Regions from separate parts of the Homo sapiens genome. Here region 2 is linked to region 1. Evidence: read pairs that join two places in POLR2A ChIA-PET (ENCODE). Cell type or tissue: HepG2. All regions are shown on one strand.

What was found. ChIA-PET counts read pairs that join two places held together with the same protein. Peaks named below come from ENCODE experiments on the same cell type or tissue, not always from the same donor. Only the 100,000 strongest peaks of a DNase experiment are listed, where the experiment ranks them.
Region 2: POLR2A ChIA-PET joins it to region 1 with 5 read pairs; 9 of 35 experiments call an interaction of 5 or more read pairs at or near these places.

The regions. Positions count from the first base shown.
Region 1 is chr7:44,969,628-44,974,627 of GRCh38, reverse strand. It overlaps MYO1G (myosin IG), which reads left to right. Exons shown (of 22, transcript NM_033054.3): 6 at 2,403-2,513; 7 at 2,839-2,955; 8 at 3,569-3,793; 9 at 3,891-4,036; 10 at 4,474-4,588; 11 at 4,753-4,923. Among named protein-coding and RNA genes, the nearest start is that of MYO1G, 6.9 kb to the left of the region's middle. RefSeq lists a silencer at 565-644. In HepG2, a CTCF peak has its summit at 707 (motif pointing left); DNase peaks (open chromatin) are centred at 617 and 2,337; H3K4me3 peaks cover 709 bases.
Region 2 is chr7:44,798,831-44,803,830 of GRCh38, reverse strand. It overlaps PPIA (peptidylprolyl isomerase A), which reads right to left. Exons shown (of 5, transcript NM_021130.5): 2 at 4,554-4,584; 3 at 4,351-4,439; 4 at 3,957-4,129; 5 at 714-2,544. The coding sequence ends at 2,409. Among named protein-coding and RNA genes, the nearest start is that of PPIA, 4.6 kb to the right of the region's middle. In HepG2, no CTCF peak of the experiment used is centred here; no DNase peak of the experiment used is centred here; H3K4me3 peaks cover 487 bases.

The sequences.
Region 1 (5,000 bases):
AACTGTGGCCTGCCCACTGTGTCCTCTGGTTCACAGACAGTGTTTCCACAGACTCCGAACTCCCCCACTGAACTGGGAGCACCCTATGACTGGAGCAGTGTCTCTAGGGACTTGGAGCTCCCCACTGAGTTAGGAGTTCCCTGCAGCACAGACATGGTCCCCACCAACTCTCAGCTCCCCAGTGCAGTGGGAGCTCCCTGGAACACAGCAGTTTCTCCCTGGTACACAGGCGGTGTTTCCATGGATTCTGAGCTCTTTACTGAGGTGGGAGCTCCCTGAGACAAGCACAGTGTCTCACAGACTCTGTGCTCCCCATGAGACAGGAGCTCCCTGGGTAGCGGGCAGGGTCTCCAGGGTCTATGAACCGCCCGCTGAGGTGGGAGCCTCCTGGGATGCAAGGAGTGCCTTTAAGGACTCTGAGCTTCCATGGTGTGGTGCTCCCTGGGACACGGCAGTGTCTTCACGACTCTGACTTCCCACTGAAGTCACACTCTCTGGGACACAGCAGTGTCTGTAAGGACTCTGAACTCCACTGAGGTGGGAGCCCCCTGGGCTGTCTTTCCAGTGAGTCTGCACTGAGGTGGGAGCTCACTGGGAAACCAGTAGTGTCTCTGTGGACTCTGACCTTTATTTGAGGTAAAAGCTCCCTGAGACACTGGCAGTGTCTCCACAGACTCTGAGCCTCCCCCTGGTGGGAGCCCCTGGGAACACAGAGGGCGTCTCCACAGACTCTGAGCTCTCACTGAAATGAAGCTCCCTGGGACTCCGGCAGGATCTCCACAGACTCTTACCTCCCCACTGAAATGGGAGATTTTGGGACATGGGCAGGGTCTCCATGGACTCAGAGTTCCCCCATTGAAGGGGGAGTTCGGTGGCACATGGGCATTGTCTCTAATGACTCTGAGCTCCTGGCTGAGGGGATTGCTCCCTGGGACGTTGCCAGGGTCTCCACAGACTCTGAGCTCCCCATGAGGTGGGAGCTCCACAGGATTTGGGCAGGGTCTCCATGAACTATAAACTCTCCACTGAGGTGGGAGCTCCCTGGGACACAGAGAGTTTTTTTCAGACTCTGAACTCCCATGAAATGGAGCTCTTTGGAGCATGGACAGTGTCTTTAAGGACTCTGAGCTACCCACCGAGGTGGGAGCTCAGTGGGACATGTGAAGCAGTGTCTCCACGGACTCTGGGCTGCCCACTCAGGTGGGCTGTGTCTTGGACACAGGCAGTGTCTCTATCAACTTTGGGCTCTGCTCTGAGGTAAGAGCCCCCTGGGACAGGGGCACTATCTCCTTGGACTTTGAACTCCCACCAAAGTGGAGCTCACTGGGACAGTGGCAACGTCTCCACGGATTCTGAGCTCCCGCTGAAGTGGAGCTCCCTGGGAATCAGTCAGTGTCCAAGAACTCTGAGCTTCCCTGAGGTGGGAGCCCTCTGGAACACAAGGAGTGTCCACGCAGACTCTGAGTTTCCATGAAGTAGGGCTGTCTGGGACACTGGCGGTGTCTCTATGGTCTCTGAGCTCCTCACGGAGCTGGGAGCTCCCTCGGACATGGGCGATGTCTCCACAAACTCTCCATTCCCCTATGAGGTGGAAGCTCTCTGCGACATGACCATTGTCTCTGTGGAATCTGAGCTTCCCACTAGTGGGAGCCCCTTGGGACACAGGGCAGGGTCTCCACAGACTCTAAGCTCCCACTGAAGTGGAGCTCTCTGGAATAACAGCAGGATCTCCACAGACTCTTACCACCTCCAGTGAAGTGGGAACTTTTGGGACACAGGCAGTGTCTCCATGGACTCTGAGCTCCCTGCTGAGGTGGGAGTTCATGTGGCACCAGTTGTGTCTCCACAGACGCTGAGCTCCCTAGGACATGGGCTCTCCCTGGGTGGAGAGCAATGTCTCCACGGAACCTGTGCTCCCTACTGAGGTGGGAGCTTCCTGGGACAGGGGCAGGGTCTCCAGTAACTCTGAGCTCCCACTGAAGTGGAGCTCCCTAGGATTCTGCAGTTTGTCCACAAACTCTTACCTCCTCACTCAGTGGGAGGTTTTGGGACCCGGGTAGTGTCTCCACATACTCTGAGCTACCCACTGAGGTGGGATCCCCCTGGGTCGAGGGCAATGTCTCCACAGGGACTGAGCTCCCTACCAAGATGAGGTCTGGCACAAGAACAGTGACTTCATGGTGGAGTCATAGCTCCCACTGAAGTGGAGCTCCCTGACCCACTGAACAGCTGAATGGGGAGCTTGCTGGCACACAGAAACTGTTCACACTGTCTGACCTTCCCCCACGTTTGTTCGTTCAATACTGGAAGGAAGCGCAAGTCTGTTTGTTCTCCTGCCTGTGTGTGTGTACAGGGGGACATCCTGGGAGCTTATTTGTCTAAAGGATGCCTGTGTCCTCTAGTTGCTGAGAGGCAGTGAGGACAAGCAGCTGCATGAACTGCACTTGGAGAGAAACCCTGCTGTATACAATTTCACACACCAGGGAGCAGGACTCAACATGACTGTGCACAGTGTGAGTGTGAGGGGCACCAAGGGCTCAAACTGGGCTCAGTGTCAGGGCCTGAGTGTGGTGGTAGGGAATGGGCAGCACTCAGCACAGGCCAGGGTGAAGTGAACTGTTTGCGTGAGTGGGGAGGGTGCTCGGGGTGGAGTGAAAATGGCTGATGGAGGGGACAGAGTGCAGGGGTGAGCAGGTGCTTAGGCTGGAGTAATCAGGTTCAGGAAGGGGACAGGGGACAGGGGTGAGCAGGTGCCTAGGATGGAGGAATCAAGCCTCAAGGGAGACAGGTGTCCTGGGCCCAGTGTGGCTTTGGAGTGATGAATCCCTTCTACCCTAGGCCTTGGACAGTGATGAGCAGAGCCACCAGGCAGTGACCGAGGCCATGAGGGTCATCGGCTTCAGTCCTGAAGAGGTGGAGTCTGTGCATCGCATCCTGGCTGCCATATTGCACCTGGTGAGCCTGGCTCAGAAGCCTGGGAGGGCTACTTCCCCACAAGGGTTTCCTGGCTGGGAAGCACCCAGGGATGAGGAGGAGACTGGCTGGAGATGCCCCAGCAATGTGCTAGGCTGACTGCCTCTCCTGCAGAAGCTGAGCTGCTCGAGTGATGAGCTCAGTTGATACATGGTCCAGACCCCATTCTTAGGGCCAGGTCAGCCAGGCGCAGTAAAAGCTGAGCATCATGCAGACTGCCTCTTAGTGCAGTCATGAGCTGTGTGGCTTTGGTTGCATTTACTCAGTGCCTCTTGGCCTCAGTTCTCTCTAAGCGGCATGAGGAGTAAGTAGTGCAGGGCTCCGCTGGCTGTGGGAGGATGCGATGGGGTCATTCACATGTCATTTGGACTCGAGGCCTCGAGGCCTTGGCAGAGACTCTGGTGTGCCCATGCCCCCTTCCCCCAGTCTCTGGCTGTGTCTGTGCCCATGGTGAGCAGCTGACCATGCTGGTCTGAGAAGGAGCTGTACTCTACCGCATCCATGTCCCCTGCTTTCCTTCCTCCTTCTTGTCCAAAGTTGTCCAGGCTCTTTTGAGACATGGAGCCCGGACTGTTCATGGTTTTCCCATCACCAGGGAAACATCGAGTTTGTGGAGACGGAGGAGGGTGGGCTGCAGAAGGAGGGCCTGGCAGTGGCCGAGGAGGCACTGGTGGACCATGTGGCTGAGCTGACGGCCACACCCCGGGACCTCGTGCTCCGCTCCCTGCTGGCTCGCACAGTTGCCTCGGGAGGCAGGGAACTCATAGAGAAGGGCCACACTGCAGCTGAGGCCAGCTATGCCCGGGATGCCTGTGCCAAGGTACTTTGGGGGCAGGCACAGGGAGGGAAGCCCAGGAGGCCTTCATGGGGGAGGCCAGGCCAGAGGCAGCAGGAAGCAGGGTGTTCCTATCCCCCAGGCAGTGTACCAGCGGCTGTTTGAGTGGGTGGTGAACAGGATCAACAGTGTCATGGAACCCCGGGGCCGGGATCCTCGGCGTGATGGCAAGGACACAGTCATTGGCGTGCTGGACATCTATGGCTTCGAGGTGTTTCCCGTCAACAGGTGGGTGGCTGGCCAGCCACATCTCCACCTCTGACACCCAGCAGCTTTGCCCACTTAGTTCTGGAAAGCTCGGCTGGGGCTGGGCAGCAGGAATGTTGGGGTTTCTCCCGGCTGGTCCCTGGGCCCAAGGCTCATGCCTCCCAAACCTGCCTCACCTGCACCCTCTGACCATTGATGTCCTGATGGAAGGCAGAATTACGGGGCATGAGTAATTCCTGGTTGTGACTCCCAAGTCCACTCCAGAACGTGCATGCAGGAGGTGTGGGTGGGGTAAAGGAGTCCAGGGCAGGGATGCATAAGCCACAGGGAAGCCACACAGGGTGCTGGCACCAGAACCCTCAATGAACATTAGCAGAGATGTTCAGGGGAGCAGCCACCCATTACCATGCACTCCACAAGCAGCGACCTCCCCTCTGAAAGGCCCACCCCACCCCCAGTTTCGAGCAGTTCTGCATCAACTACTGCAACGAGAAGCTGCAGCAGCTATTCATCCAGCTCATCCTGAAGCAGGAACAGGAAGAGTACGAGCGCGAGGGCATCACCTGGCAGAGCGTGAGCACTGTGGCCTGGAGGGAGGCCAGGCAGTGGGGTGTGGAGGGGCCTCAGCCCATGGGGAGGGGCCCGGGCTGGCCTGACAGGTGGCTGAGTGTGGGGCGGAGGAGGGGAGGTGGCCTGAAAGACCTTGGGAGCTTCCTTGCTGGCTGCCTTTGCCCCAGGTTGAGTATTTCAACAACGCCACCATTGTGGATCTGGTGGAGCGGCCCCACCGTGGCATCCTGGCCGTGCTGGACGAGGCCTGCAGCTCTGCTGGCACCATCACTGACCGAATCTTCCTGCAGACCCTGGACATGCACCACCGCCATCACCTACACTACACCAGCCGCCAGGTGCCCCCGGCTGTCCCAGTGCCACCACAGTGGGCTGGTGGGACCTGCCCCACAGGCACCATGCTGCCCATGCCTCG
Region 2 (5,000 bases), 170 kb after region 1:
TTCTGTCTCCCAGGCTGGAGTGCAGTGGCACGATCTTGGCTCATTGTGCTTTCTGGTTTCAAGCAGTTCTCCTGCCTCAGCCTCCCAAATAGCTGGGATTACAGAAATGCACCACCATGACCATGTAATTTTTGCATATTTAATAGATGGAGTTTCTCTACGTTGGCCAGGCTGGTCTCAAACTACTGACCTCAGGTAATCTGCCTGCCTTGGCCTCCCGAAGTGCTGGGATTACCGAGGCCCGGCCCAAGTATTGAACTCTAATACCAGATGTCAGGGATCACGCTGGGCACTGGAGAAATTAAAAAAAAAAAAAAAAAAGGAATGGGGCTGGACGCGGTGGCTCACGCCTGAAATCCTAGCACTTTGGGAGCCCAAGGCGGGCGGATTACCTGAGGTCTGTTTGAGACCAGCCTGGCCATGAACATGGTAAACCCCTACTCTACTAAAAATACAAAAAATTAGCTGGGTGTGGTGGCATACACCTGTAATCCCAGCTACTCTGGAAGCTGAGACAGGAGAATCGTTTGAACCTGGGAGGCAGAGGATGCAGTGAGTGGAGATAGTGCCATTGCACTCCAGCCTGGGCAACAAGAGCCAAACTGTCTCAAATAAAAAAGAAAAAAAAAGTTAAATACTTGGATGAATAAAAGCAGTTAATGACAACGTGGTGAGGCTATTCTGTTAATTAATGGAATAAGAAATACTAGGGATAATGAAAAGATGTTTGATGTTTATTTCCACCTTGCACTCAGGTCTGAGCCACAAGTACATTAAGACATTGAATGGTATCACCCAGGGAATACGTAACCAGACAACACACAAGACTGAGATGCACAAGTGGTGGTGGTGGTAATTCACGCAGAAGGAACCAGACAGTAAAACAAAAATTGCCCAACACACCAAATGATCAAATCCGCCACCTCTAGGATAGGCAAACTTGATTGCTGGGTTAAGAACCCTAGAGGTCTGTTAAGGTGGGCAGAGAAGGGGTTTTCTCAGCTTAGATTGTCCTGACATCTAACTGCCAGCAAGCACTGTACATATAATTTCCTGAGAAACCAAGTCCTTAGTGGGAAGGGTATCCCTTTGACCAGATCTTATGGCTTAAATTGGTCAGGTTTGCAAAACCTCAAAGCCTCCATAACCAAAGCTAGGGAGAGGCTCTATATGCTACAAGCAGTACCTCCTCACTGCAGGTAGTCTGCGCCTTAACCCTCTGCAGGGAGACTGACTGTAGCACCAAGTACCTGGCTTTTTAGACTCTACATAGGAATTCCACCATAATTAAGATGTATAAACTTGACCTACAGCCTAAAGCCCAATATGCTTCCCTCAAGAACATCAACAGTGTTCAAGCTTAGCTTTGTTACAGAAAATGAGGTAGGGTGCGGTGGCTCACATCTGTAATCTCAGCAGTTTGGGAGGCCAAGGCAGGCGCATCAGCTGAGGTCAAGAGTTTGAGACCAGCCTGGTCAAAATGATGAAACCCCATCTATACTAAAAATACAAAAATTAGCTGGGCATGGTGGCACACGCCCATTATCCCAGCTACTCAGGAGGCTGAGGCACTAGAATCACTTGAACCCAGGAGGCGGAGGCTGCAGTGAGCTGAGATCACGCCACTGCATTCCAGGGGAAAAAAAAAAAAAAAAAACCGCAACAGATGTCTCAATTTTTGACATTAGTCATCTTGAAGAACACCTCTAAATGCATGAACTCACTGCAGACTGACCCAACCTCTTAATTCTGGCTCCTTGCTTTTCCTGCCTCTGCCTACCTTTGAGACACAAGATCTGTGAACACCCAGGCTGTACAGTGGCATGATAATAGCTCACTCTAGGCTCAAGCAATCCTCCCACGTCAGCCTCCAGATCAGCTAGGACTAGGCATGCACCACCAGGCCAGGCTAATTATTTTTTGTAGAGACAGCGTCTCACTATGTTGCCCAGGCTGATCTTGACTCCTACCCTCAGGTGGTCTTCTGCCTCAGGTAATACATTACAGACAGTGAGCCACCATGCCCAGTTGCTGCCTACATTTTCAATATTCCACTCAACAAACATTGACACTTCCTGGGACTGGAAAGTAAAAAAAATCTAAGTACTGTGTAGAATTAAGCAAACAAGTGATGTTTCAGAAGTAACCCATTACTGCTTAAAATAAAGCCTACATCAACACTCTTAACTCAAACGAGGACAATTGTTATTTAGTTTTTATTTCATAATCATAAACTTAACTCTGCAATCCAGCTAGGCATGGGAGGGAACAAGGAAAACATGGAACCCAAAGGGAACTGCAGCGAGAGCACAAAGATTCTAGGATACTGCGAGCAAATGGGGTGGAGGGGTGCTCTCCTGAGCTACAGAAGGAATGATCTGGTGGTTAAGATAAAACACAAGTCAAACTTATTCGAGTTGTCCACAGTCAGCAATGGTGATCTTCTTGCTGGTCTTGCCATTCCTGGACCCAAAGCGCTCCATGGCCTCCACAATATTCATGCCTTCTTTCACTTTGCCAAACACCACATGCTTGCCATCCAACCTTGAAAAGGAAGAACAATCACTATGACTGGCAACCACAAACAAGCAGCCTCCATGTGTCATGAACCAAGACGAGAAAGGTAGCTTTTTTTTTTTTTTTTAACTGAAGCCTTTTGTACTAAATGTCATTAAACATGATTCTCCAATTACCATTAAAGAGTTACACATATAGGCCGGGTGCGGTGGCTCACGCCTGTAATCCCAGCACTTTGGGAGGCCAAGGCGGGCGGATCACGAGGTCAGGAGATCGAGACCATCCTGGCTAACACGGTGAAACCCTGTCTCTACTAAAAATACAAAAAATTAGCCGGGCATGGTGGCGTGTGCCTATAGTCCCAGCTACTCGGGAGGCTGAGGCAGGAGAATGGCGTGAACCTGGGAGGCGGAGCTTGCAGTGAGCCGAGATCGCGCCACTGCACTCCAGCCTGGGCGACAGAGCGAAACTCCATCTCAAAAAAGAGTTACACATATAGAATGAATTGCGCCCCCCTCCCCCAAAAACAAACAAAACAAAACAAAAACCCCAAAGAAACAAAAAACCCAACCAACCGCATGTTATTAATAGTAACATAAAAGCAGCACTTAATTGGGTGGGCACAGTGGCTCATGCCTGTAATCCCAGCACTTTGGGGGGGTCAAGGCAGGCAGATCACTTGAGCCCAGGAGTTCGAGACCAGCCTGGACAACATGGTAAATCCCGCTCTACTAATAATACACAATTTAGCTGGGAGTGGTGGTGCATGCCTGTAGTTCCAGCTACTTGAGAGGCTGAGGCAGAAGAATTGCTTGAACCCGGGAGGAGGTTGCAGTGAGCTGAGATGGCACCACTGCACTCCAACCTGGGAGATAAGAGCGAGATCCAGTCTGAGAAAAGAAAAAAAAAAAAAAAGCACTTAATTGGTTGGGCGCAGTGGCTCATGCCTGAAATCCCAGCACTTTGGGGGGCCAAGGCAGGTGGTTCACCTTAAGTCACGAGTTCAAGACCAGCTTGGCCAACATGATGAAACCCCGTCTCCACAAAAATACAAAAAATTAGCCAGGCATGCTGGCACACATCTGTATTCTCAGCTACTCAGGAGGCCAAGGCAGGAGAATCGCTTGAACCCAGGAGGCAGAGGTTGCAGTGAGCCCAGATTGTGCCACTGCACTCCAACCTGGCAACAGAGCAAAACTCCATCTCAAAAAAGTAGCACCTAATTCAACCACCCAGCTAAGGGCCAAGTTTCTATCATAGTATCTGACATTCTGTATCACATTGGCTATATTTGTCGTTTATGTATGCTCTTCTTCTAGTATCTTAGGGATGAAAAAGTCTGTGGAAGCAAAGGTTGAAGAAAAGTAGTGTTTGTTCCGTTCCCCCCAGGGCAACTTTTCATTTAGTCAGGTGGTTAGTGTGCCATGTTGTACCCTTACCACTCAGTCTTGGCAGTGCAGATGAAAAACTGGGAACCATTTGTGTTGGGTCCAGCATTTGCCATGGACAAGATGCCAGGACCCGTATGCTTTAGGATGAAGTTCTCATCTTCAAATTTCTCCCCATAGATGGACTTGCCACCAGTGCCATTATGGCGTGTGAAGTCACCACCCTGTCAACATATAGGAAAAATGTCACTTCTGACAACATAACCATGAAGTGTGCCAAATCTGCAAGGTTCAAACTTTAAACCCAAGTTCAAACTGAATAGAAGGGTTAAATAGAACCGAAATGGTAGAGTAACAGTTCAGATATGTGTATCCTGAAATATTCTGGCTCAATCCCAAATGAAGGGAGCAACCCAAATAAAATAAAATTCAGTAAATTTCGTACCTGACACATAAACCCTGGAATAATTCTGTGAAAGCAGGAACCCTTATAACCAAATCCTTTCTCTCCAGTGCTCAGAGCACGAAAATTTTCTGTTTAAAAAAAAATTAAACACATATATACATACATAAAAATATATATATACACACACACACACAAACTGTCACAATTGGAACATCTTTGTTAAACTTAGAAAATGGACCAACCTGCTGTCTTTGGGACCTTGTCTGCAAACAGCTGTAAGAGAAAATTACAGTTAATTAACATCTGCTTATTTTGTTGCTTAGTACCCATGTCTTTAGGGGCTTCTGAGTCATAAATTCATTTTCTCACTAGAATACTTCTTCAGTAATTACTTTAATTCCCAAGAACTGCTCCTGACAGCCATAAGGCCCTGCAGGCAGTTGGGTTAAGAAACATGAAACCCAAAGACATGCCAAAAATCCAATACTAGTCATAACTTAAATAGTGAGACTTCTAGAAAGTGTCTCAAACTTTTAGTACATCACACCTACTTCTGAAAAGATATATGGCTTCTTAAATGTCTATCACCACCCCCCAACTTGAGCTAGAACTTACAAGGCAAAATTCTAAGGAACAGCAAGCACTGCTGCACGATCAGGGGTAAACAGCTGTTCTTTTAGTCACTTGTA